2 separate regions of the Homo sapiens genome follow, and region 2 is linked to region 1. Evidence: read pairs that join two places in POLR2A ChIA-PET (ENCODE). Cell type or tissue: HepG2. All regions are shown on one strand. Links, peaks and the distances in the headings refer to the core of each region. The heading gives the core; the rest is flanking DNA. Region 1 holds the start of C17orf113 (chromosome 17 open reading frame 113). Region 2 overlaps KCNH4 (potassium voltage-gated channel subfamily H member 4).

Region 1 (12,251 bases), core at 1,773-9,772:
TTAGTTGGCATGGTGGCACATGCCTGTAATCCCAGCTACTCGGGAGGCTGAGGCAGGAGAATCGCTTGAACCCGGGAGGCGGAGGTTGCAGTGAGCCGAGATCACGCTATTGCACTCCAACCTGGGCAACAAGAGCAAAACTCTGTCTCAAAAAAAAAAAAAAGAAAGAAAAGAAATCAGCAGAAAGCTGATTCTTTCCAAGACACAGGAAGATTTGCTTTCTCTAAAGCTCCATTCCTTATACACACAGGTGAACACACACTCACACTCATACCCATTGGTACTGTGGTTCTGGGATGGGTAGCCCAGACCTGGGGCCTCAGACTGAAGGCAGCTAGCCAGTTGCCTCTACCTCCCTCACTCTGCCACCTCCCCAGGCACGAGGCCAGGATGAGCAGTTCAGGACTGAAAAGCCATGTCCAGCCATTGGCCAAAACCTGCCAACTCTACCTTTTTTTTTTTTTTTTTGAGACAGAGGCTCACTCTGTGGCCCAGGCTGGAGTGCAGTGGCGCAATCTTGGCTCACTGCAAGCTCTGCCTCCCGGGTTCACACCATTCTCCTGCCTCAGCCTCCCAAGTAGCTGGGACTACAGGCACCCGCCATCACGCCCGGCTAATTTTTTGTATTTTTAGTGGAGACGGGGTTTCACCGTGTTAGCCACGATGGTCTCGATCTCCTGACCTTGTGATCCGTCCGCCTCGGCCTCCCAAAGTGCTGGGATTACAGGCGTGAGCCACCGCGCCCAGCCAATTTTTTATATTTTTAGTAGAGACGGGGTTTCACCGTGTTAGCCAGGATGGTCTCGATCTCCTGACCTTGTGATCCGCCCGTCTCGGCCTCCCAAAGTGCTGGGATTACAGGCGTGCGCCACCGCGCCTGGCCTTAACTCTACCTTTTAATTATCTCTCCAACCTGTGTCCTCGTCTTCATGCCTAAATGTAACTACCATTTCTGGAATGTGAACTGAGGCCCTGTGCTAAGTGCTTTACAACGATCCAGGGTCAGACCCAGATGACTCTCTGTGGCTGAGATATTATCCTTTTGGAGAGGACAAAACTGAGGTCTGTGACTTTAACTGGCTTGCTCCAGGATTCATAAGCAATAAGTAGCTGAGGCTCAATCAGAGTGACCTCCTGACCCCAAAGGCTGTACTGAGACCCTGGTCTGTACTGTCTCTCTCCCTCCAGCTGCCTAGCCTTGGCCCAGTTCAGGCCCTCACGGTATCACCTCGATCACTGCAGCTGCCTCGGTCTCTGCATGGTCATTTCCCCCAGACTCATCCCTCACCCAACAGCCAGAGACAGCAAGCTCACACATAGATCCAACTGTGTCACTCCCTAGTTTCCACCTCTTTACTGATATCCCACTGCCTAAGTCTACACACCTAACCACAAGCCAGCAAGGCCCTCCCCAGCCTCTGAATACTTCTGTTAATAGAGCCTCCCGCCATTCCTGTCTGCCCAATCAATCCTGAAGGCTTGCATTCCCAGTAGACACCAAGCTGTTACTTTGTCCCTGCCTTCATCCTCTGAGCCTAGAATTCCCTCTCCCTCCTCTTTCCTTACTAATTCCCACTCATTGCCTGAGAGCAGCTCAGATATCCCTTCTGCCATGCTGATCCCCACAACCTGGGCTGGTAGCCATCCTCTAGTTCCCCACAGCTCCCTATGCGTGAGTCTTCATGACACAATATGGTGAATACAGGGATTCTGTACATATCTCTGCACTGAGTTCCTAGAAGCCAAGACCATGTTTGTTCATTTTCATATCTCGTAAGTCCCTGTCTGGGGCTGGGCACACAGATACCTCTCAGTAAAAGTTGGTTGTTTAAAAGAATGAAAGGGCCAGGCATGGTGGCTCACACCTGTAATCTCAGCACTTTGGGAAGCTGAGGTAGGAGGATCTCTTGAGCCCAGGAGTTCCATACCAGCCTGGGCAACATAAGGAGACCTTGTCTTTACAAATAAAATGTTTTTAAAAAATTAGCTGGGCATGGTGGTGTATGCCTGTAGTCCCAGCTACTCAGGAGGCTGAGGTGGGAAGATCACTTGAGCCCAGGAGTTCAAGGCTATAGTGAGCTATGATCATGCCACTGCACTCCAGCCTGGGAAAAATTGTGAGAACCTGTCTCAAAATAAATAAATAGATAAAATTTTAAACTAAAAATAAAAATACGAGAGGCCAAGGCAGGAGGATCACTTGAGCTCAGGAGTTCAAGACTAGCCTGGGCAACACAGCAATACCCAGTCTCCAAAAGATAAATAAATAACATTTAAAGATAAAATAAAAATAGAAAACAATGCCAACACATTAAAAAAGAAATGAATGGATTCATTTTGGCCACATGAAAGAACTCTTGTTTCTGAGACTGTCAATTAGATGATATTTTTTTTCCTTTTTTTTTTTTTTTAATTGAGACAGTTTCACTGTGTCACCCAGGCTAGAGTGCAGTGGTGCGATCTCAGCTCACTGCAATCTCCACCTCCCGGATTCAAGCGATTCTCCCGCCTCAGCCTCCCAAGTAACTGGGATTACAGGCACATGCCGCCATGCCCGGCTAATTTTTTTTTTTTTTTTTTTTGAGACGCAATTTCACTCTGTCACCCAGGCTGGAGCGCAGTGGCGCGATCTCGGCTCACTGCAAACCCCACCTCCCGGGTTCACGCCATTCTCCTGCCTCAGCCTCCTGAGTAGCTGGGACTACAGGTGCCCGCCACCATGCCCGGCTAATTTTTTTGTATTTTTAGTAGAGACAGGGTTTCACCATGTTAGCCAGGATGGTCTTGATCTCCTGACCTCGTGATCCGCCCGCTTCAGCCTCCCAAAGTGCTGGGATTACAGGTGTGAGCCACTGCGCCTGGCCCCGGCTAATTTTTTTGAATTTTTAGTAGAGACGGGGTTTCACCGTGTTGACCAGGCTGATCTCGAACTCCCGACCTCAGATGATCCGCCCATCTCAGCCTCCCAAAGTGCTGGGATTACAGGCGCCTGGCCCAATTAGACGATCTGAAGCTCTGAGACTGCAGTAACTGTCTTGTCCACTTGACATGTATACCAGTGCCCTGTGTGGAACCAGCACATAGTAGGTGGGTAAAACAAGGGCAGATGAGGAGAGTTCCAGGGCCGGCTGGTTTGGTGCAAGGAAAGGCTGCCAGATGCAATCGTAACTTCTTGGCCCTCTTCCTTGGGACTTTTTTTTTTTCGAGACAGAGTCTTGCTCTGTTGCCCAGTCTGGAGTGTAGTGGTGTGATCTCGGCTCACTGCAACCTCCGCCTCCTGGGTTCAAGCGATTCTCCTGCCTCAGCCTCCTGAGTAGCTGGGATTACAGGCGCGCACCACCATGCCCAGCTAATTTTTTGTATTTTTAGTAGAGACAGGGTTTCACCGTGTTGGTCAGGCTGGTCTCGAACTCCTGACCTCGTGATCTGCCCGCCTCAGCCTCCCAAAGTGCTGGGATTATAGGTGTGAGCCACCGTGCCTGGCCCTTGGGACTCTTGAGTGGCACTTGGTGATGCTCACCACACCCTCCTTGGAATCCTCTTTTCTCTTGGCTTCTAGGATCCCATGTTCCTTGGTTTTCCTTCCTCTGTCCATCACTCCTTGGCCTCTGGAGGTCATCTCCTCCCCCCCTTCCCAACTTCAAATTGTCTAACATTTCAGAACCATCTCTGCAGACCACTGGGAAATACACAAACCCAGCCTGGGCACCACACCACTCCATCCAGCTGCCTCCCCGGCCTGTTCCTAGACAGAACTGTTGATCTATCCTTATAAATATGCCATTCTTGGCTGGATGTGGTGGCTCACACCTGTAATCCTAGCATTTTTGGGAGGCTGAGGTGGGAGGACTGCTTGAGCCCATGAGTTTGAGACCAGCCTGGGCAACATAGGGAGAACCTGTCTTTACCAAAAAAAAAAAAAAAAAAATTAGCCGGTCATGGTGGCATATGCCTATAGTCCCAGCTACTCGGGAAGCTGAGGCAGGAGGATCACTTGAGCCCGAGTTTGAGACTGCAGTGAACTGTGATCACATCACTGTACTCCAGCCACCCTGGGTGACACAGCGAGACCCTGTCTCTAAAAACAAAAACAAAAGCAAATATGCCCCTCTCCCAATCATCCCTGTCTCAGGAAATGAAATCCATCCTTCTTCCTAGGTGCCCTGTCCAGAAACCTGCCCTTCAATCCCTGTTCTCTTCTACATCCAGAACCTGCTCCATCCATAGGTCTTGTTGATTCTTCCTCCAAAATCCACTTCTAACTTGTCCCTTCTCTCCACACCACTGCCTGGCGGCCTTGTCCAGGCCACCTTTATCTTTTGCCTGGACGAGTGCAGTTGCTTCCTGACTGCACACTGGGTTTCCATTCTTAACCTCTCTTAACCAGAGGGGGGCTTTTAAAAATATACCACTTTAGTGAGCCGAGATCATGCCACCGCACTCCAGCCTGGGAGACAGAGCAAGACTCCATCTCAAAAAAAAAAAAAACAAAAATACTGCTTTAGACCCCTCCACAACCACCCACTCCTCTAAGGCCAGTGCCAGAATTCCTTTGAGGTCTGCCAAATGCCCAGGGCTACTGACCTCTCTGGTGGCCACTTGTGTCTCCCTTCCTTCCTAGTAACACCACCCTTCTCTCTGGGTTCCTCCAGAGTGCCAGGTTCCCATCCCCCGGGTCCTTTGCCCGTGCTGTCCCTTCTTCCAGAATATTCCCAGCTGCCCTCCCAATGCTTTACCTGGCCTGTTTCATTTCCCCTTTGGCCTTAGCTTAACCATCCATTCCCAGGAAGTCCCTTCTTTTCTGTCATTGCTCCCTGTTTGTTCTCTCCATTCCATGCTCCACAGATTACAAATCTCTGCTTCTATCTGTGTAGTTCTCTTGCTTCATCCTCTCTCCACCCCCCTTCTCATGCACGTTCCCTGAGGGCAGGAAAGGTAACTAACTTCTTCATGTCTGAATCCCAGAGATGGGTACAGTGCCTGACACCCAGCAAGTGCACCACACAGTTGGGCAGTGAATAAGAAAGAGCAGGTTCCCAGGCAGAGAGGGCAGTGGAGCCAGCCCTTGGGCACCTTTTAGGTGATTAAAACAGCTGCCTTTGACATCCTTTCCTCCCAAGATCCTGTGATTCTATGACCTTGCCCAGCCCACTATGCACAGGATCTCAGAATGGGGGCAGAGGGGTGCAAAAGCAAGGTGATGCCCTTCTGGAATTTTGTCAGATCCTTTCCATGTACATCGAAGCTGCCTATCCTGCCCATTCTGCAGAACAAAAGGCAGGTAGGTAGAGCCCAGGAAGGTGGAGATTCTAAAACGGCTCTGTCCAACACAGCAGCCACTGGCCACTGCAGCTATTGTAAATGCAGCTGTTTAAATTACTTAGAATTAAATAAAACATTAGCATTCAGCTCACACTAGGCACTTTTCAAGTGCTTAGTAGCCAATGTGGCTAGTGGCTATTGCATTGGACAGCACATTTACATCATCCCAGAAAGTTCTATTGGACAGAGCTGCTATAAACAGGTCAAATTCCATTGACATTCTCCCCACCTCAACCTCAAGGAAACAGGCTGAGTGGAGTGAGGTGTAAACAAAACTCCATGGGTCCAGTTGTGACCAAGGCTGACCAGGAGGGCACACTTGCTGCAGACACAGGTCTCCTCTCATTTCTCTCCACACCCTGACCAGCCGGATGGGAGCAGGAACAACTTGACAAGGACCCCAAGGCATGTAAGCCTCAAACAGTATTCATGTGGCCCCAGAATGTGGGTCCCGAGCCTCCTCCCCGGGCTCCTGGGGGCCCCTTGCTTTGGGACCCCACTAAGAGAAGTCCAGCACTCAGCAGACAGGGCCGGGCGCCCCCTGCTCTGACAGCCCTGGTGAGAAGGGGCTCCCCTGCACCTCTTCTCACGCATCCTCCCGGGGGCTGGGACGGGGAGGGCTGAGGAACTTCCTCTGGGGGGCGCGCGGTGACAGAGCCCTCGGTGGGTCCCGCAGAGGCACTGAGCCTCCGCCCGCCCGTCCCGCCCGCTCCGGGAGGGGGCGTCCAGCCCGGCCTGGCGCCCCCGCCCCGTCCGCTCGCACTCACGGAGACACAGGAGCCACCATCTTGGGCGGTGGACGCTCTGGCCGCGGTCTCCTTGGGCTCCACGGAGCGACAGCAGCCACTAGCGGCAACGGGGGCGAAGAGGCGCCAGCAGCCAGCGCCGGCCAGGGTCCCGGGCAGGGCGGGCGGCGCCCCCGGGGCTCACCTGGCCGCGCCCACCTGCGGCGCCTCCCGCCCAGCGCGCTCAGCCCGGCCCCGGCCCCACCCCCCAGCCCCTGCCGCCCCACGCGCGGCAGCAGGAGCCAGAGGCTAGACCGCAGGCAGCGCGGTGCCGGGGTTCATTCGGTCCGCGCATGTATCCGGGGTTCCTCGAGGGGCTCACAGCCTAAGCCACAGACAGGTAGAGCGCGGTAGAGGCTGCAAAGTGTTCTGAGAGTTTGGAAGCAAGTGCTTTGGGATCACGAAGGAGCGGGCGACCAGCTGAAGGTCTGCAGGGCGGGTCAATTAGGGTTCGCAGCATTCTGGGTAAGTGAACTTTTACTAGGGGAAGGGCACTCCAGGCCGTGGGATGGCAGAGCAAGGATTCCTCTGGAAGTTGACAGGTCGCTGCAGGTTCATGAAGAATTGGGGTGGGTGGGGGCAGTGCCTGATGCTGGATGGCTCTAGGGGAATGCTGGGGATTTTGACCTTCCCACCTGGTGGGAAGCCTCCTCCGGAGGAGTTGGAACTGGGAAGCTTATTGTTTTAGCCTAGTGAGTTATTTGCAGTGGGGTTGACAGAGTGGGGAAGAGGGAGGGAGGTTGGCGTGACCTTTTTCTAAAACTCTGATACACAGCCGACCCTCATCCCGGTCTGCGTTACTCTGAGAGGTGAATTGAGGAGCTTCCCTGCAAGAGGAATGTGCAGACGTGGAGGTGTGGAGTCCAGAGGCCTGGGATGGAGCTCCAGTTATATTTAACTCTGAGGCCTTGGACTGGACACTTAGCTATGAGCCTGTTTCCTCATCTGTAAAGTGGGAATTACAACTTGGGGAGGAGGCTAGGGCAGGACAGAAATGGGTCTGAAGACCAAATGAGGTGCTAGGTGTGGAGGCCATTCAGAGAGGGGGCTGGCCTGCTGCTGTGGATCAAGGGCATGTCCAGACAATGACCCAGTCTCCCCTTCCAGACAGCACAAAGTCACCCAGAAATGCCTTCCAGTCCCCTCACAATTGGGTACGCTGCTCTTCTGCAAAAGGCCTAGGGTGCATGTTGATTTGAGGTCCCAGCCCCACCAGTGGCTGCTGGGAACTCCTCTGCCCCAGCATCCTCCATGCAGCACTGCTCTGTGCCACCCACCGTCTGCCTCTGACATTCACTGTGAACCCCAGCCCCAGAGCTGCTGGGATGGAGCGCGAATCACATGCACACACACGTGTGGCCGCCTGACTCCTGGCTACACTCAAATGAAGGGAGATGTTGCAGCCCCCACAGCTGCCCCCGAGTGGCACCACACAGCCCTCAGGTCTAGAATTCTGCACCCTGAAAGGGTCAGGTTGGGGGTAGGTCTTCTTGGATGGCATTTTGCTGCGGAACAGCCACCTTAAGTGTCTTGGAGCAGCCATGGCTCATTAGCTAACTGCCTCAAGAGGGTGGGGTGTGGTCAGAGGTATGAGCAAGCCAGACCAGTACAGAAGAAGAGGCTGCCCCCAAAGGTCCAACCGAGGCTGGGGCAGGGCACAGAGCAGAAATCTTATGAAATAACATCACCCTGGCTGCCACCAAGGGAGAAGATCTGGGAAAACCACATCCTGCTATTTTGCCATAATGGGAAAAGACAGACAGACAGACACACACACACGAGCACAGAGACACACAACCTGAGGCCCATATCACCCATGGATAGTGGCAGGTTTAGACATCAAGGCACATACATACATACCTCCCCCCACACTTAGACCATGTATTCTATCTACACACGAGATGTGTATACATATGGAGGTGGTACTGATGCCAAGATACACAGATACCCATGCTGGCTGGGAGGCAAAGGCAGGCACACTGGCCACACAAGAGCATGCATGCATACACAGATGGGCACGAGCAACAAAGACATATTTGTGTATACATATACCCAGAGAGACAGATGCACATGAACGTACAGACTCCTACAAATGCAGTTACAGACCATGGACAGCAATGGGCACACAGTGGCACACACCTTCACAAAGATAGATGCATGTACACAAAGAGCCATATGCAGATGCAGAGACCGGTGTGCACACACACTCCCCTTACAAAGTTAAATGCATCGGAGTTAAAAGAGCATATCTCCAAACAGAGTCTCTCTCCCACTCTTTCCCCATCCCCCTACCCCCAAGTCACGGGGCAGACAATAGGGTCCTCCCAGAAGCACATGCCTGCACACAACACATCTCAAATAATGACACTGCCATTTCTATCATGGATAAAAACCCAAACTCTGCGAAGAATATGGGAGTCCAGGGGAGAGAGAGCCAAAGTGGAGAGTGAGAGGTTGAGCCAAGACCCACTGCATGCCCACTCCCACCATGGCCAGGGGGTTCCTCCCCACATTCTCCAGAGCCCCCAAGCCACTTCTGGGTCATCTAGCACTCAGGATGTGCAGACTGCCCCCAAGCTGGAGGAAGACTCCAAAGCCCAATCACAACATAAACTCTGCCCCCAGTCGCACTGCCTCCAGGCCCTTGCCCCCAAGGAAAGGGTTCCCCCAAATAGCCTTTGATGGGTGATGGCTGTCTCCCTCAAAAAAGGCCAGGCAACCGTCTGTGTGGAGAGGTGAGCTGGGAGACCACAGATAAAGAGGGGGAGGGGAGCATTGATTTGGACCCCAGTGCAGTGGCTGGATCTCAGGGAGGAGGCACCCTGATTTCTGTCCCCCTCTGTCTGCTTCCCTCTCTTTCTGTGCTGCAGTAACAGCTCTCTCTTCACTCCCCTCGGACGTCTCCCCCTCCCCTGGCCCCTCAGAGGCAGTTAAAGGTGAGGTCTGATACAAGGAACCTTTGACATGGGCTCCCTGGACAGGCATCTGCCCAGATGTCCAGCACCCCTGTTTCCCGCAGGGTGGACCTCCAGCTCCCCAGCATTCCTACCCTTTCTTTCACCTTTGTTCTCGGCCAGAGTGGGGGCTTCCCTGCCCAGCTCTGCACCTGGGAAAAGGGTTGAGAGTAACTGGCTACTGGTGTCTCTGAGAGACAACTTTTGGGGGCCAACTATAGCAGGAAAGGATTGGGCTGGGGAGAGGGGAGAGGACCACCCTCACCTAAGCCCTCTCCCCACTTCCCAGCCCGGGCGTCATCAGCACTCACCCAAGAGCATTCTCTGCCTTTGGAGGCACCACCGCGGAGTGCAGAACGAGGAGCAAATGAAACCCAGCCAGAGTGACAGAGGGAAGGGGGGGATGTGAGGGACAGGAGGGGAGGGCGCGAGGGAGGGACTCCTGGTTCTGCCTGGAAAGCAGCGTCGTTCCTGGGCCCTGTCTCTCTTTGCCAGGAAGGAGCTGCCCATTCTCTGGTTTCCCCCATCCCAACCACAGGTGGAAAGAACAGGGCATGTTCTTCCCCCAGGGGAGAAGTGTGGGGGCAAATGTGCAGACCAAGAACTGGGGGAGGATATCGGGGAGCATCCCTCACCCCCTACTCACAGAGGATTCCCTTGCCTGGGGCCTCTTACACTGAAGTGAAGGGTTGGAAGGACTGACTTTGTCCACAGGGACCTCCAGGGAAGGAGGAGCTGCTGGTCCTGCTCTGCCTGCTGGATGGCTCTTGCCGCCCTCTTGCCTCAGGACTTGCTGCTGCAGGAGCCCGTTTTCCTGCCCAGCCTCACTCATCCTCTCCTCACCATCCCCTTATGTTTAACTGCTGTTGCTGAAGAGGAAACTGAGCCTCAGAGAGGTGTTGCCACTTTATCAAAGAGCACTGGCCATGCAGGGTTTGGGGAGCAGGGATCCAGGTGTCTTGCCACTGTTAGTCTAGTACCTGGACCCTTGGATCTGCTATCTGGGCGATGCCAGGAAGGAGAGGAGGGAGTTTATCTGATCCACTAGAACTTCTTTTTTTTTTTTTTTCTGAAGCAGTGTTTCGCCCTGTCACCCAAGCTGGAGTGCAGTGGCAAGATCTTGGCTCACTGCAACCTCTGCCTCCCGGGTTCAAGCAATTCTCCTGCCTCAGCCTCCAGAGTAGCTGGGATTACAGGTGCCTGCCACCATGCCCAGCTAATTTTTGTATTTTTAGTAGAGAGGAGGTTTCACCATGTTGGCTAGGGTGATCTCGAACTCCTGACCTCAAATGATCCACCTGCCTTGGCCTCCCAAAGTGTTAGGATTACAGGTGTGAGCCACAGCACCCGGCCTGATCCACTACAACTCCTGACACCCCTCCCATGCCCACCCAAGATCCCCCAGCCCCATTCTTCTCCTCTCCATTCACTCCTTCCTCTCCCTCCTCTTCCTAAAAGCTGGCTCTTTACCGACCTGAGCACCTGGTGGCTGGGAGGGGGTGGAGTGGGGGAAGGAGGCAGCCAGCCCACAGCTGGATCCAGTCCTACATCCAAGCCCAGGTCCCGATGCTAGCCCCCGACCCCCTCAGCATCCTGTCTCCACCAGACAATAACCTGTAATCTCTGGAGCAGCCAACATTCACAAAGAAGATCTGGGAGGGGTTGGCAGCGGCAGCTCCTGAAAACAGGTTTGTTAGGAAGGGGCTCTGGGGGGAGGAGTTGTTTGTGTGGGGAGAGGAAGGAAACTCAAGCCCAGAGCTAATTAACCCACCCAGAGACACAGACAGAATCTTTGTCTTCTTCCAGGGCAGGGATCTGAGCTAAGCCCCCTAATTCTGTACCCAGACAGCCTTGCTTTTCCTGGTGGTCCTGGGGGAGGGGGATGCCAATGGTCAGGGTCACACCTGGGGGAGGGGGATGTGATGACATTCGGGAAGAGCGTGGGGCACTTCTGTCACCTGCCACCAAGGGAGAATAGCAGCAGGAGGCAGAGGCAGGTCAGACTGCAAGAAGAACTTCTCAGTGGCCTTGGGGGAGCACAGTTTCTTTGCAGCATGCACCCAAAGGCCTCAGTATGTGTGTGGGAGGCCGTGACTGGGGAGAAAACGGCAACCCAGGGAGATACCGAAGGATGGGAGACAGGCTGGAGGGCTTCCGGGGCCTCCTGATGGGACTGAAATTAATCCATCTGCAGGGAGTGGGGGTGAGAAGCTCATCAAGCCAGTGACTCAGGCGTGACTTGAGCTCAAGGTCTTTGATCTCTGGGGCCCAGGATGCAGCCAGAGGCTTCTGCAGTCAAAGACTTGGAAAGGGGATGGAGGGACCGATTCAAACAGGAGCTAGGGGAGGTCTGAGGATGCAGAGTAGGGGAGCCTAGATTTGGCCTGCCACTCTTACCACTACCCCTCTCCCGCTGGAAGGCACAGGGACATGTAGTGTAGCTGCAGCCTTCTTGGCCCTGAAATCCACTATAGTCTGACTCGATCTCTGCTAACCTGTCCCCCGTACTGTCTACCTTGCACTCCCTGACTAAGGTTCTTCAGGCCATTTCAGCAAGCCAGAGCTTAAGTCATTTCAGAAATGCCCTCCTCTCCCCTCTTGTGTCATGTTGCAATGGATGCCATGGGGCAGGCCCACTCTGAATTGGATGACTGGGTTCTTTCTACCAAGAGACAAGGGAGGGACTGGTTGACCTTAAGAAGCTAGTCTCCCCATCCCTAGCCAGATGGCTGGCATCTCCCCATTTTTCAGTTGAGCACACCAAGGGACAGGGCAGAGGAGTGGCCATGGGTCCCGAGCATTTGTGGAATCATCTGTTGGGACAGCCTGCCCTCTCTGGGCCATACTCCTCCCCATTCTCAAACATGGCTCAGTTGCTCCTAATATATGCTGTTCTCCTCAGCAGGGCATCAGAGAGGAGTGTGAGATAGAATTTAGAGCCAGAAACCTGGGGCTGGGTGCAAGGGCTCACACCTGTAATTCCAGCACTTTGGGAGGCTGAGGTGGGAGGATTGCTTGGGGCCAAGAGTTTGAGACCAGCCTGGGCAACATAGCAAGACCTTGTGATATGGTTTGGCTGTGTCCCCATCCAAATCTCATCTTGAATTGTAGCTCCCATAATTCCCTCATGTTGTGGGAGGGATCCAGTGGGAGATGACTATCATGGGGGCAGTTTCCCCCATACAGTTCT
Region 2 (12,251 bases), core at 1,978-9,977, 110 kb after region 1:
GGCAGAGGTTGCAAACTCAACCCCTGGGCTCCACCCCGGACATTCCAAATTGGATGAGGCCCAGGAATCTGCTTTTTATTTTTTTATTTTTTTGAGCCTCCGCGCCTGGCAGAATCTGCGTTTTAATAGGATCTCAGGTAGTTCTGATGGACACTCAAGTTTTGAGAACTCAAATACCCACAGAGACCAAACAAAAATTTCAAACAAGGGAAGCTAGCTGGGTGTCGGGAGATGATCAAGAAACGTGGTGACTGCGAAGTAGAGTGCAGAGCAGATCCCATCTAAAGAGGACAGTGGCCACCCAGCCCAGCTGATTGCCAGTTATTGCCAGATGGAATGTTGGCCCACGGTAGCCTGATGTCCTGAGGTTTTTTTTGTTTTGTTTTGTTTGAGCAGGGTCTCACTCTGTCACCCAGGCTGGAGTGCAGTGGTGTGATCACTGCTCACTGCAGCCTCAACCTCCTGGGCTCAAGAGATCCTCCCACCTCAGCTTCCAGAGTAGCTGGGACCACAGGCACACACCACTACACCTGGCTAATTTTTTAATTTGTATAGAGATGGGTGGGGGGGGTGTCTTGCTATGTTGCCCAGGCTGGTCTTGAACTCCTGGATTCAAGTCATCCTTCCACCTCAGCTTCTGGAGTAGCTGGAACCACAGGCACTCACCACTACACCTGGCTAATTTTTATTTATTTATTTATTTATTTTTGAGGTGGAGTTTCACTCTTATTGCCCAGACTTGAGAGCAATGGCACGATCTCGGCTCACTGCACCCTCCACCTCCCAGGTTCAAGCGATTCTCCTGCCTCAGCCTCCCGCGAAGCTGGGATTACAGGCATGCACCACCATCCCAGCTAATGTTTGTATTTTTAGTAGAGATGGGGTTTCTCCATGTTGGTCAGGCTGGTCTCGAACTCCAGACCTCAGGTAATCCACCTGCCTCGGCCTCCCAAAGTGCTGGGATTACAGGCGTGAGCCACCATGCCCAGCCTACACCTGGCTAATTTGAAAAATATTTTGAAAAATATTTTTCAAAATAATCCCAGCACTTTGGGAGGCCGAGGCAGGTGGATCATGAGGTCAGGAGATCGAGACCATCCTGGCTAACATGGTGAAACCCCGTCTCTACTAAAGATACAAAAAAATTAGCTGGGCGTGGTGGCAGGCGCCGGTAGTCCCAGCTACTCGGGAGGCTGAGGCAGGAGAATGGCGTGAACCCGGGAGGCGGAGTTTGCAGTGAGCCGAGATTGCACCACTGCACTCCAGCCTGGGCGACAGAGTGAGACTCCGTCTCAAAAAAAAAAAAATATTTTTATAGGCTGGGTGCGGTGGCTGACACTTGTAATCCCAGCACTTTGGGAGGACGAGGCAGGCGGATCAGGAGGTCAGGAGATTGAGACCATCCTGGCTAACATGGTGAAACCCTGTCTCCACTAAAAATACAAAAAATTAGCCGGGTGTGGTGGCGGGCGCCTGTAGTCCCAGCTACTTGGGAGCCTGAGGCAGGAGAATGGCATGAACCCAGGAGGCGGAGCTTGTAGTGAGCTGAGATTGCACCACTGCATTCCAGCCTGGGTGACAGAGTGAGACTCCGTCTATAAAAAAATATATATATATATATTTTTTTTATAGAGATAGGGTCTCGCTATGTTGCTCAGGTGGATCTCAAACTCATGGACTCAAGCGATCCTCCCACCTCGGCCTCCCAAAGGGCTGGGATTATAGGCATGAACCACTGTGCCCAGTGCTACATTTTGTAGAGAAATTGGAATATCTGTATTCCTATATAACCTGTCTCTTTTTTTTATTTTGAGACAGAGTCTCACTGTCGCCCAGGCTGGAGTGCAGTGGTGCGATCTTGGCTCACTGCAACCTCCGCCTCCCGGATTCAAGCGATTCTCCTGCCTCAGCCTCCCGAGTAGCTGCGATTACAGGCATGTGCCACCATGCCCGGCTAATTTTGTATTTTTAGTAGAGATGAGGTTTCTGCATGTTGGTCAGGCTGGTCTCGAACTCCTGACCTCAGGTGATCCGCCTGCCTTGGCCTCCCAAAGTGCTAGGATTACAGGCGTGAGCCACCGCACCTGGCCCTGTCTCATTTTTAATATTGGAACTAACTCATATTTTGAAAATAATGCTGCGCGAGCCGAAGAGTACATATCTGGAGCCATCCGTTTGTTTCCTGTGTGGGCTGTGGGATGAGGTGAGCCTCTCCAGCCTGGGCTCATGGTGGGCGGCCTAAGAAATCATGGGTTGCTCAAATTCCAAGCAACATCTCAAACCTACCCCTCTCTAGGTAACATTGCTCTTAAGGTCTTCAGCAGAGACCCAGGGGCTGAGACAGAAGACCTCACAATATCACTAAGCTATCTTCAGGCAAAATCCTACAACCTGTCTCTCTTGCTATAGACGCTAAGATCCTGTCTGGTCTTCCCTTCATGTCCTAGGCTGGAGCTGGGTCCCTTGCCCATCCCCTCTGCTCCCCCATCTCTACCTGCCTCCAGGTCCTGGGGAGAAAGTAGGATCTCATCTGCCCAGCCCAATGGGCACTGCGGTTCATCTCATGCCTGCTGGGTTCCACAGCCCTCAGGTGGCTCCCCTCACAGAGGGGGAGGTTGGGGAAGGCTTGGAAAAGGGAATAGCGTCAGAGGTAACCACGCTTCATTAAAAAGTCCAGAAATCCAGAGCCAACCAGGCCAGCTGGTGGCTGCTGACCCCAAGGCAGGAAGCCAAGGGGCCCAGGTCCTCCCTGAGTGGTGAGCGGCAGCGCCCACCCCAGACAGGCCTGGGCCCTGGGCCAGGGTCAGTGGAACGTGTCTGACCTGGACTGGAAACTGTGCCTCAAGAGGCTTGGGGTTGGGGGTGAGGCCTCTGGCACTGGAGAGGGTCCCAGAGGGTCAGGCTCTGAGGGGTAGGGGGGCAATATGGAAGGTCTCAAGTCCAGGAGCGCAGTCCCTGTCTCCATGGTCCCCACACTGGCTGGGCAGTGAACTTCAGCAAGCGTAGTATCCTGGAGGCTGGGTGGTGGTCTGGACGCACAAGGAGAGAGGCATGGTGGCCTCAGCTGTGGACAAGGAGGGTCTGGGGTCCAAGCGGAGCCTGCTGGGTGGCCTGGGGGACCCAGCCTGGCCTGCAGCAGGCCCATGATGTGCCGCAGCTCCCGGCTAAGCTGAGACACCTCCTGATTGAGACGAGAGATCTGTTGAAAACACATCGAGTTGTTTCACAGGTGCCACAGTAATAACAAGGTGCACCCCCCTCTCCAGTTTACAAAGCTCTTTCGCAGCCACTTTCTGCTCATGGCCACCCTGGGAAAAAGGCAGGATGAGGGTTATTTTTGCCTAGATGGAAAATGCCCCAGTCTCTTTCCAGAAAGGATTTGGGGCAGCAGATATTGCTATTCCTCCCCTACACACACACGCGCGCGCGAGCTTTCCCAAGATGTTAAAAAATGTGCTCAAAGAGGCCACACATCTGTGAAGTGACAGCCTTATTATTCTCAGCTGATCCCATCACACAAGCTCAAGGGTCTCTATCAGTGCTTTTCACACTTCAGCGACTAGAGAATCAACTAAGAAACTTTTGAAAAGGCACATTTCTGGGCTCCGCCCCAGACATTCCCAATCCTAAGAGGCCCAGAAATCTGCATTTAATAGGTTGTCAGGTAGTTCTTTTTTCTTTTTCTTTTTTTTTTTTTTTTTTTTTTTTTGAGATGGAGTCTCACTCTGTTGCCAGGCTGGAGTGCAATGGCGCGATCTCAGCTCACTGCAAGCTCCGCCTCCCGGGTTCACGAGATTCTCCTGCCTCAGCCTCCCAAGTAGCCGAGACTATAGGTGTGTGCCACCACGCCCGGCTAATTTTTTTCGTATTCTTAGTAGAGACAGGGTTTCACCGTGTTAGCCAGAATGGTCTCCATCTCCTGACTTCGTGATCCACCCACCTTAGCCTCCCAAAGTGCTGGGATTACAGGCATGAGCCACCGCGCCCGGCCTATCAGGTAGTTCTGACAGATACTTGTTTGGGAACCACTGGCCTAGAATTGAGGGATGCCTGAGGCCTTGAGCGGACTTGCCCTCAAGCTTGCTGAACAAGAGCCAGCCCCGCTCAGGCCCCAGGGCCTGAAACAGCCCAGGCACCGCCCCTCTGGGATGCCCGATGTTTATCAGAACACAGGGAAGGCTGGCTCCCAGGGGCTGGGCCTGGTTGCTCTGCGGTGACAACTCTGAGATCCCTTGGGGAGGAGGCAGAGGCTGAGCCTCAGCATATAGAATCTAGGTTCTTCCTGGACAGAGTTCAGACATCTGGATCCAGGTCCCCCAGGCCTGAAGGCCTCTCAGCCTCCCTGTCCCCTGCCCCTGCATCTGCTTAGCACTCATTACCCACGGCTGGGGTAAGGGAAAGAGGTAGGGCCTGGGCAGGAAAGAGTCCTACAGTGGTGGAGGGAGAAGAGATGCTCTTATCAGGCTGGGAAACTTGAGCCAGTCGGGGAGGAAGGAAACCAACTGGTACGGAGTGCCTATGACATGCCAGGGATTGGACCAGGCACATATGCACTCTCATTTCATCCTTAAAACTCTGGGAAGCACATATTACTATTTCCCCATTTTAGATGAGGAAGTTTAAGTTCAGAGCGGTTGTGGGACTTGCCCAAGGTTTAAGTTCAGAGTGGTTGTGGGACTTGCCCAAGGTCATCTAGCTAGCGTGAATATCTCTCTCTTTTTTTTTTTTTTTTTTTTCTGAGACAGAGTCTTGCCCTGTCGCCCAGGCTGGAGTGCAATGGCGCAATTTTGTCTCACTGCAACCTCCGCCTCCCAGGTTCAAGCGATTCTCCTGCCTCAGCCTCCAGAGTAGCTGGGACTACAGGTGCCTGGCTAATTTTTGTATTTTTTAGCAGAGATAGGGTTTCATCATGTTGGCCAGGCTGGTCCCAAACTCCTGACCTCAAGTGAGCCACGTGTAGGGTCTGAAATGCTGTTATATCAGGCACGTCTCTGAGCCAGCCCCAACCCACCTCCTGGTTCAGCCGGCAAACCTTTTCCTTCACCTCCTCAGCCTCACTGGCCAATTCTGGGCTGGGCCTGGTCCCTGCAGGGTGAAGGGATGCAGGTGAGTTCATGGAGCATTAATACCTGAGCCTATAACTTGGGCTGGAATCCTCCTGTCATTGGGCAGGCGGAGAGCAGGGGGAGACAAAGCTCTAGGGTCTGTAAGATGGGAAACCTAAACTCCTTAGCCTGGTTCTGAGGCCCCTGTGTAACTCTCCAGCCTCATCCTGCCCCTTGCCCCATCTTGGTACGGAGCTTCTCTTTGGTGTCTGAACACAGCATCCCTCTGGTTTTCATGCCTTTCAACAATTGTTTTTGTTTTTTTTTTTGAGATGGGGTCTCACTCTGTTGCCCAGGGTGGAGTGCAGTGGTGTGCTCTCAGCTCACTGCAACCTCTGTCTCCGAGGTTCAAGCAATTCTCCTGTCTCAGCCTTCCGAGTAACTGGGATTACAGGTGTGCACCACCACGCCTGGCTAATTTTTGTATTTTTAGTAGAGATGGGGTTTTGCCATATTGGCCAGGCTGGTCTCGAACTCCTGACCTCAGGTGATCCACCCTCATCAGCCTCCCAAAGTACTGGGATTACAGGCATGAACCACCATGCCCAGCTCAATAACTGTTTTGCTCCACTCTTCAAGATCCCACCCACCCTTTAAGAAGCAACCCAAGCATCCCCTCCTCTGCAAGGAAGTCGAGTGAGCACCTTCCTCTTCTACCACAGAGTCCTGTTCTTGTCTGTCATGGTATTTAGCATCTGGAATTGTTTATCTGTGTACAGAGGTGTCTCCCTGCTAGACTTACTCCAAGAGCGTGGGCCAGGTCTGTTTTATCTGTGTATTCCCAGGATGGCACCTGGCACATGGTAGGCCCCTACTACATATGGGATGGATGGACAGGTGGATGGGCAGATGGATGACGGGGTTGAAGTCCACTGTTGGCCCTTACCTGTAGGGGGCGCCTGGGAGCGGGGCCTTGGCAGTTCAGGCCTCCTGCTGAATCGGAATGAAGGGGCCTCAGCTGTGCTGCCAGAGTCCTCAATGCCATCCACTATCCTGGGAACAGGGCAGTGCTCATCAGCACCATGGGGTGAGGGTAAGGGCCAGAGCAGAGCAGACAGAGGGGGACTGGGGGCAGCAGTGCCAGGGGGCGGAGCAAGAGCAGCAGTCAAAGTGGGTTGGGGTTGCAAGCTGTGGTTGGAAGGGTGCGGTGGGCACACGGGCAGAGACGGAATGTAGCACTGTTTGGAACGCCAGGGATAGAGCCCAGAGAAGGTTCTGGAAGCCAATAGGGGTTTTGGGAAAGCAGGGGAGGCTGGCGTCTCACCGGGGACTGAGGTCCGGAGGTCCAAAGGTTCCCAGTGGGGGAATGAGAAGCTGAGGGGGCTTCCAGGCAGCAGAGCACCTGGGGGGGCCGTGAGGGGAGGCACTGTGGCCCTGGCCAGCCAGGGCAGGGGACAGGGATGGGGATAAGGAAGGAGAGGAGACAAGGGCTGAGAATGGGGGCAGCTCCTCGCCCAAAAGGCTGACCAGGGAGCCCCGAGGCCGTGCTGGGCTGAGGTTGGGCAGCAGGAGGGGCCGTCGGGGCCTGGGACCACCCCCAGGCTCCGCGCCACTCTCGGCCTCTGTGATGGATGGCAGCGTCTTGTCTGAGGAGGAGCCGAGGCTTTCTGAGCGGGGCTGCGGGCAGAGGGGGCAGCTGATGTCGCAGGACAGTGAACAACAGACCCCTTCATTAAGTAAGAGCCTTCGCCGGCGGATGCAGCTCCCCATCCATGGAAAGGGGGATGCTGCTACCCATCTCACCCTCTCCCCAGGGCAATTCAACCCCACCCAGGAAGTGGGTGTTACCTGGGAGAGGCGAGGGGATCGGGAAAAGCGGCTGAGGCCCTGTGGGGACATAGGAGAGTTCAAGCTGATTCCTGCCTTCCCGCGGCCATAGCGCAGACCCTCCCTGTCCCACCCAACAGTGTTATGGGGTTGAGAATGTGGAGTCTTTTGTGGAGCTGAGTCAGAAACTATAACCCTAACTCAAACAAACACTGCATATCAAAGTGAGACTGAAAAGCAGCAAAAGACCAAGGCCCAAGGTGTAATGTACAGGCCTGGCCCAGAGCCTAAAACAAAGTGGACTCAGGAGACATTTGGTGAGAGAAGAGGAACCCCCAGGGCATGATGCCCCGTCCAGAGAGGGGCTTGAAAGAGGAGCACATGAGGGGGTTGTTTCTAAAGGGAGGAGCCTGGCTGGGCATGGTGGCTCACGCCTGTAATCCCAGCACTTTGGGAGGCTGAGGCGGGTGGATCACCTGAGGTCAGGAGTTCGAGACCAGCCTGGCCAACATGGCGAAACCCCATCTCTACTAAAAATATAAAAATTAGCCAGGCATGGCATGCATGCCTGTCATCCCAGCTACTTGGGAGGCTGAGGCAGGAGAATCACTTGAACCCGGGAGGCGGAGGTTGCAGTGAGCTGAGATGGCGCCACTACACTCCAGGCTGGGTGACAGAGCCAGACTGTCTCAAAAAAAAACAAAAACGAAAACAAGACCGGGCATTGTGGCTCATGCCTGTAATCCCAGCACTTTGGGAGGCCGAGGTGGGTGGATCACCTGAGGTCAGGAGTTCAAGACCAGCCTGGCCAACATGGTGAAACGCTATCTCTACTAAAAATACAAAAATTAGCAGGGTGTGGTGGTACACACCTGTAATCCCAGCTACTCGGAAGGCTGAGGCAGGAGAATTGCTCCAACCCAGGAGGCAGAGGTTGTGATGAGCCAAGATCGCGCCACTGCACTCCAGCCTGGGCGACAGAGTAAGACTTCGTCTCAAAAAAAAAAAACAAAACCCAAAAAAACAAAAACAAAAACAAAGGGAGGGTCCTTTGAAGGAGTCAGGAGTCTGGGGTGGGGCTGAGGGGTGGTCAGCAGGAGATGGGGCAGTAGAGTTGGGAGTAGATGGCGATGAGAGACGGCCAGGGGCCTGGGTGATGGCCAGTGTAGTGTCAGCGGGGTTGGAAGGTATGAAGCAGGTAAGGGGCAATGGAGGAGGGTGCCTGGGCTTCAGGCATGTGTTTTTAGGGTGGAGGGAGGTTCATGGGACTCTCAGGCTGGGGAGGTCTGCTTTGGAGGAAGGGACTCTGGAAGGATGGCGGTCATCAGGGGTGTACATACACTGGTGTCAGAGCCCTGGCGCAGGTTGAAGGTGAGGTCCCGGGGCAGGCCAGCCCGGAAGGCAGCCCCATACTCAGGATAGAGCCTCAGGACCTCAGCCAGCCCTCGGCTGCTCAGCTGCTGCAGGCCACAGTAGGTCAGAGCTTTCACATCAGCACTGGTCTTTAGCACGAAGTTTGGGTCTGCTCCCAACCCAGGCTCCTGCCCCGGCTCAGGGATATCTGCTCCAATCAGGTCCCCCTTCCCTGTAGGTAAGGGATGGGGACAGTCAGCTGGGGCAGTGAGAACGAAAGGATATCAGCTGGAGGTGCTCAGTGGATTTGAGGGGTGGTCAGTGTGTTTGAAGGATGGTTGAAGGTGGGCCAGTCAATGGGATTGGTGGAAATAACCAATGGAATTGGGAAAAGGTCAGTGCAGAATGACTGGTAAGGCTGGGAGACAGTCAGTGGGAGTGAGTAGGGCCAGAGGAACGATCAGTGGAATTGGGTGATAAAAATCACAATGGCCGGAGGGGTCAGGTCAGTTAGAGGGTAAAAGTGAATGGAGTTTAGGGTCACTGGGGAAAGGTCAATGGGGTTGGGAAGTGGAGCAATGGGAAAGGATCAATTGAGCTGGGGGACAGTCACCGGGAAGGGTTGATGGGTTGAGGGATGCCCAAGGGGATTAGGGGGAATTGTCTAAAGGCGATGGTCGTAGGGCGGAGGGACCGAGAGAGTACTCCTCAGCAGGAACTGTAGGTATCCACGAGGGGTATCCCATTCCCTAGAATCCTGGCCATTCCCAAGTCCTCAGTGGGGGTTGCGGGGGGTGGTTCCAGGGTAGGTAGTAGAGGGTGACGGTGTCCTTACCCAGGATGGCCAGCACCATGTTGTCTCGGAGCACCTCAAGCGAGCCGGAGCAGACATAGTAATGTGCCTGCAGGGCATCCCCACGGCGCAACAGGTACTCGCCCGGAGCGCAGAACGAGGTCTTGATGTGCAGCGATAGGGCCCGCAGGCAGCCCCTGCTCGCTGCCCCGAACAACGGCAGCTGCAGGATCTCCCGATTCAGGTGCATAGCAATGTCAGCTCTCAGCTCGTCTGGGAAGTCACGCAGTAACTGCATAAGGGGCATAGGTCATTCTGGCCATCCCCCTGCAGCTACTACTTGAGTCTACAAATGTGCTGAGCTGTCTTCAAAGAGAGAATTCCTCTTGCCCTTGCTTTGAAGTCACCCATTCCAGACCTTCAGTACAACCTCTGTGTCTAACCTCAATTTTGCTTGCTGCATGTACCTCACAACCCAATTTCAGGGGCAGAGACCAGGTCTTCTCCCATCAGTTCCCTGCCTGTGGCTACATGCTGGTCACTTAACCCCATCGTTCAGAAGCCATCACTTGGGGGTCAGCCTTCAACTGGGAGTCAGGAGACCAGGAGTCAGCTCGGCTCCTAAGTCCCTGTGGACCTTGGGCAACCCATTTCCGCTCGCTGGGCCTCAGTATCCCAGTCTGTATCTCAGTCTGTAAAATGCAGAGTTGTTATTAGACCATGGGCACTACCAATGACCTCTTATGGCCACACTGCATGTTCACATCCTCATATGGAGCCCCTTGGCCACCCTGGCTTGTTGAACTCTCCCCTTGGTCCCCCTGGGCTCCTGTGAAGGGTTCCCTCCTGGTTCCTCCCACTGCTTACTTCCTCATTTCCTCTCAGGCTCCTCTTCCTCAGCCAACACCCTGGACTCTCACTTTCCACACTCTCCCTGCATCATGGCAACTGGCCCCATGGCTTCCCTACTACCTGAGTGCCCTGAGCCCTAACTCTGGGTCCAGACCTGATTTCTTTTTTCTTTTTTTTTGAGGCAGAGTCTCACTCTGTTACCCAAGCTGGAGTGCAGTGGCACGATCTCAGCTCACTGCAACCTCCGCCTCCCAGGTTCAAGTAATTCTCCTGCCTCAGCCTCCCGAGTAGGTGGGATTACAAGCACGCACCACTACGCCCAGCTAATTTTGTATTTTTAGTAGAGACGGGGTTTCACCATGTTGGCCAGGCTGGTCTCAAACTCCCAGCCTCAGGTGATCTGCCCGCCTCAGCCTCCCAAAGTGCTGGGATTACAGGTATGAGCCACCGCACCCAGCCAAGAGCTGATTCCCATCTACCTACCGGGCAGCCTCTCTCTGGACCTCCCCCAGGCACTATACCCTCCTCTTGGTCTGACCCGGGACTCTCACCTTCATCCCAAAGCCCATCTTCCCCCTGTTATGCCTCCATCCCCACCCTTGGCCTAAGCCAGAAAACTGGGAGTCACTCTGAGCTCCTCTCTTGCAACCAGCAGGAGATTACCACGTCCCACAGATCCCATCCTCAGAGATACCTCACCAACCCATTCCCTCCAAGATCCCCACACCACTCCCCAGTCTAAACATTAAGCAGGATAAAATCTAAATTCTAGGCCATCCCTGAGCTGGGCCTGCTGCCTCCCAGCCCATGTCGTGCCTTCCTGCCCTGCCTTCTCCCTCCGCAGCACTCACATGCCCATTCCTGCGGGCTTATTGAGCCGCTTTCAGTTCCCTAAAGCGCTCACTCTGCTCTTTTGTGCCATCACTTCTGGCCTGTGTCCCTAAGGCCATTTCTACCTGGCATTGCCACCTTCCTTGACTCCTCCCCACCCAGGCACAATGAGGACCTGAAGGCACCGACATCCCTCCTTTACAGCCCCATTCAGCGCGGCACTCTCTGTTCATCTTTCTGCCTCCCTCAATACTCTGGGTCTCCCTGAGGGCCAGGGCTAAGTGTCATCATCTCTAAGCTCTCTGTGCCCAGCACCAAGGCTGGCCCAAAGCAGGCACTCAGGAAATGTTGGCAGAAGGGAGAGTCGCATCAGCTGGGCCCTGAGCTCTTTCATTCCCTTATTCAAGTGCAAAGAAACAAGAATTTGGCCGGCTGTGGTGGTGCACGCCTGTAATCCCAGCAAATTGGGAGGCTGAAGCAGGTGTATTACGATGTCAAGAGTTCGAGACAAGCCTGACCAACATGGTGAAACCCCGTCTCTACTAAGAATACAAAAATCAGCCGAGCATGGTGGCAGGTGCCTGTGATCCCAGATACTCAGGAAGCTGAGGCAGAAGAATTCCTTGAACCTGGGAGGCAGAGGTTGCAGTGAGCTGAGAGCACACCACTGCACTCCAGCGTGGGCGACAGAGCAAGACTCCTTCTTGAAAAAAGAAAAAAAGAAAAGAAGCAAGAATTTGTATTTTGGGCAAATGTGTGCCCTTGTGAACAATACCTCACCCCCCGGGCCCTGTTTGCCTCCCTTTTATTTTATTTATTTATTTTTTTATTTTTATTTTTATTTTTATTTTTGAGACAGAGTCTCGCTCTGCCGCCCAGGCTGGAGTGCAGTGGCACAATTTCGGCTCACTGCAAGCTCCGCCTCCCGGGTTCATGCCATTCTCCTGCATCAGCCTCCTGAGTAGCTGGGACTATAGGTGCACGCTGCCATGCCCGGCTAATTTTTTGTATTTTTAGTAGAGATGGGGTTTCACCGTGTTAGCCAGGATGGTCTCGATCTCCTGACCTTGTGATCCGCCCACCTCGGCCTCCCAAAGTGCTGGGATTACAGGTGTGAGCCACTGCGCTCAGCGCCTCCATTTTATTTATTTATTTTTTTTGAGACAGAGTCTAGCTCTGTCACCCAGGCTGGAGTGCAGTGGCATGATCTTGGCTCACTGCAGCCTCTGCCTCCCTGGTTCAAGTGATTCTCGTGCCTCAGTCTCCCTAGTAGCTGGGATTACAGGCGTGCACCACCACAGCTGGCTAATTTTCATATTTTTAGCAGAGACAGGGTTTCACCATGTCGCCCAGGCTGGTCTTCAACTCCTGACCTCAAGTGACCTGCCCGCCTCAGCCTCCCAAAGTGCTGGGATTACAGGTGTGAGCAGCCGAGTTCGGCCTGCCTCCATTTTAAGCTACAGGGGCAGCGACTCCTTCCCCACCCCACTGCAGGGCCACGCGGAGGGCAAGGGCAAGATTGGAGACCCTGCAGGCTACCTCGTTGGCGT

Evidence for each region. Peaks named below come from ENCODE experiments on the same cell type or tissue, not always from the same donor. Only the 100,000 strongest peaks of a DNase experiment are listed, where the experiment ranks them.
Region 2: POLR2A ChIA-PET joins it to region 1 with 5 read pairs; 5 of 35 experiments call an interaction of 5 or more read pairs at or near these places.

What each region holds. Positions count from the first base shown.
Region 1 is chr17:42,044,468-42,056,718 of GRCh38, forward strand. All of the region lies in intron 2 of ZNF385C (zinc finger protein 385C), which reads right to left. C17orf113 (chromosome 17 open reading frame 113) reads right to left here and starts at 6,134. Exons shown (of 3, transcript NM_001358661.2): 1 at 6,090-6,134. RefSeq lists silencers at 5,943-6,142, 6,223-6,292 and an enhancer at 6,912-7,413. In HepG2, for the core only: a CTCF peak has its summit at 6,170; DNase peaks (open chromatin) are centred at 5,553 and 6,134; H3K4me3 peaks cover 2,022 bases.
Region 2 is chr17:42,157,237-42,169,487 of GRCh38, forward strand. It overlaps KCNH4 (potassium voltage-gated channel subfamily H member 4), which reads right to left. Exons shown (of 17, transcript NM_012285.3): 9 at 12,241-12,251; 10 at 9,061-9,310; 11 at 8,213-8,457; 12 at 6,894-6,932; 13 at 6,370-6,722; 14 at 5,992-6,098; 15 at 5,012-5,085; 16 at 2,495-3,199. The coding sequence ends at 2,804. Among named protein-coding and RNA genes, the nearest start is that of RAB5C, 8.4 kb to the left of the region's middle. RefSeq lists an enhancer at 2,212-2,882. In HepG2, for the core only: CTCF peaks have their summits at 5,136 and 5,993 (motif pointing right); a DNase peak (open chromatin) is centred at 6,005; H3K27me3 peaks cover 223 bases.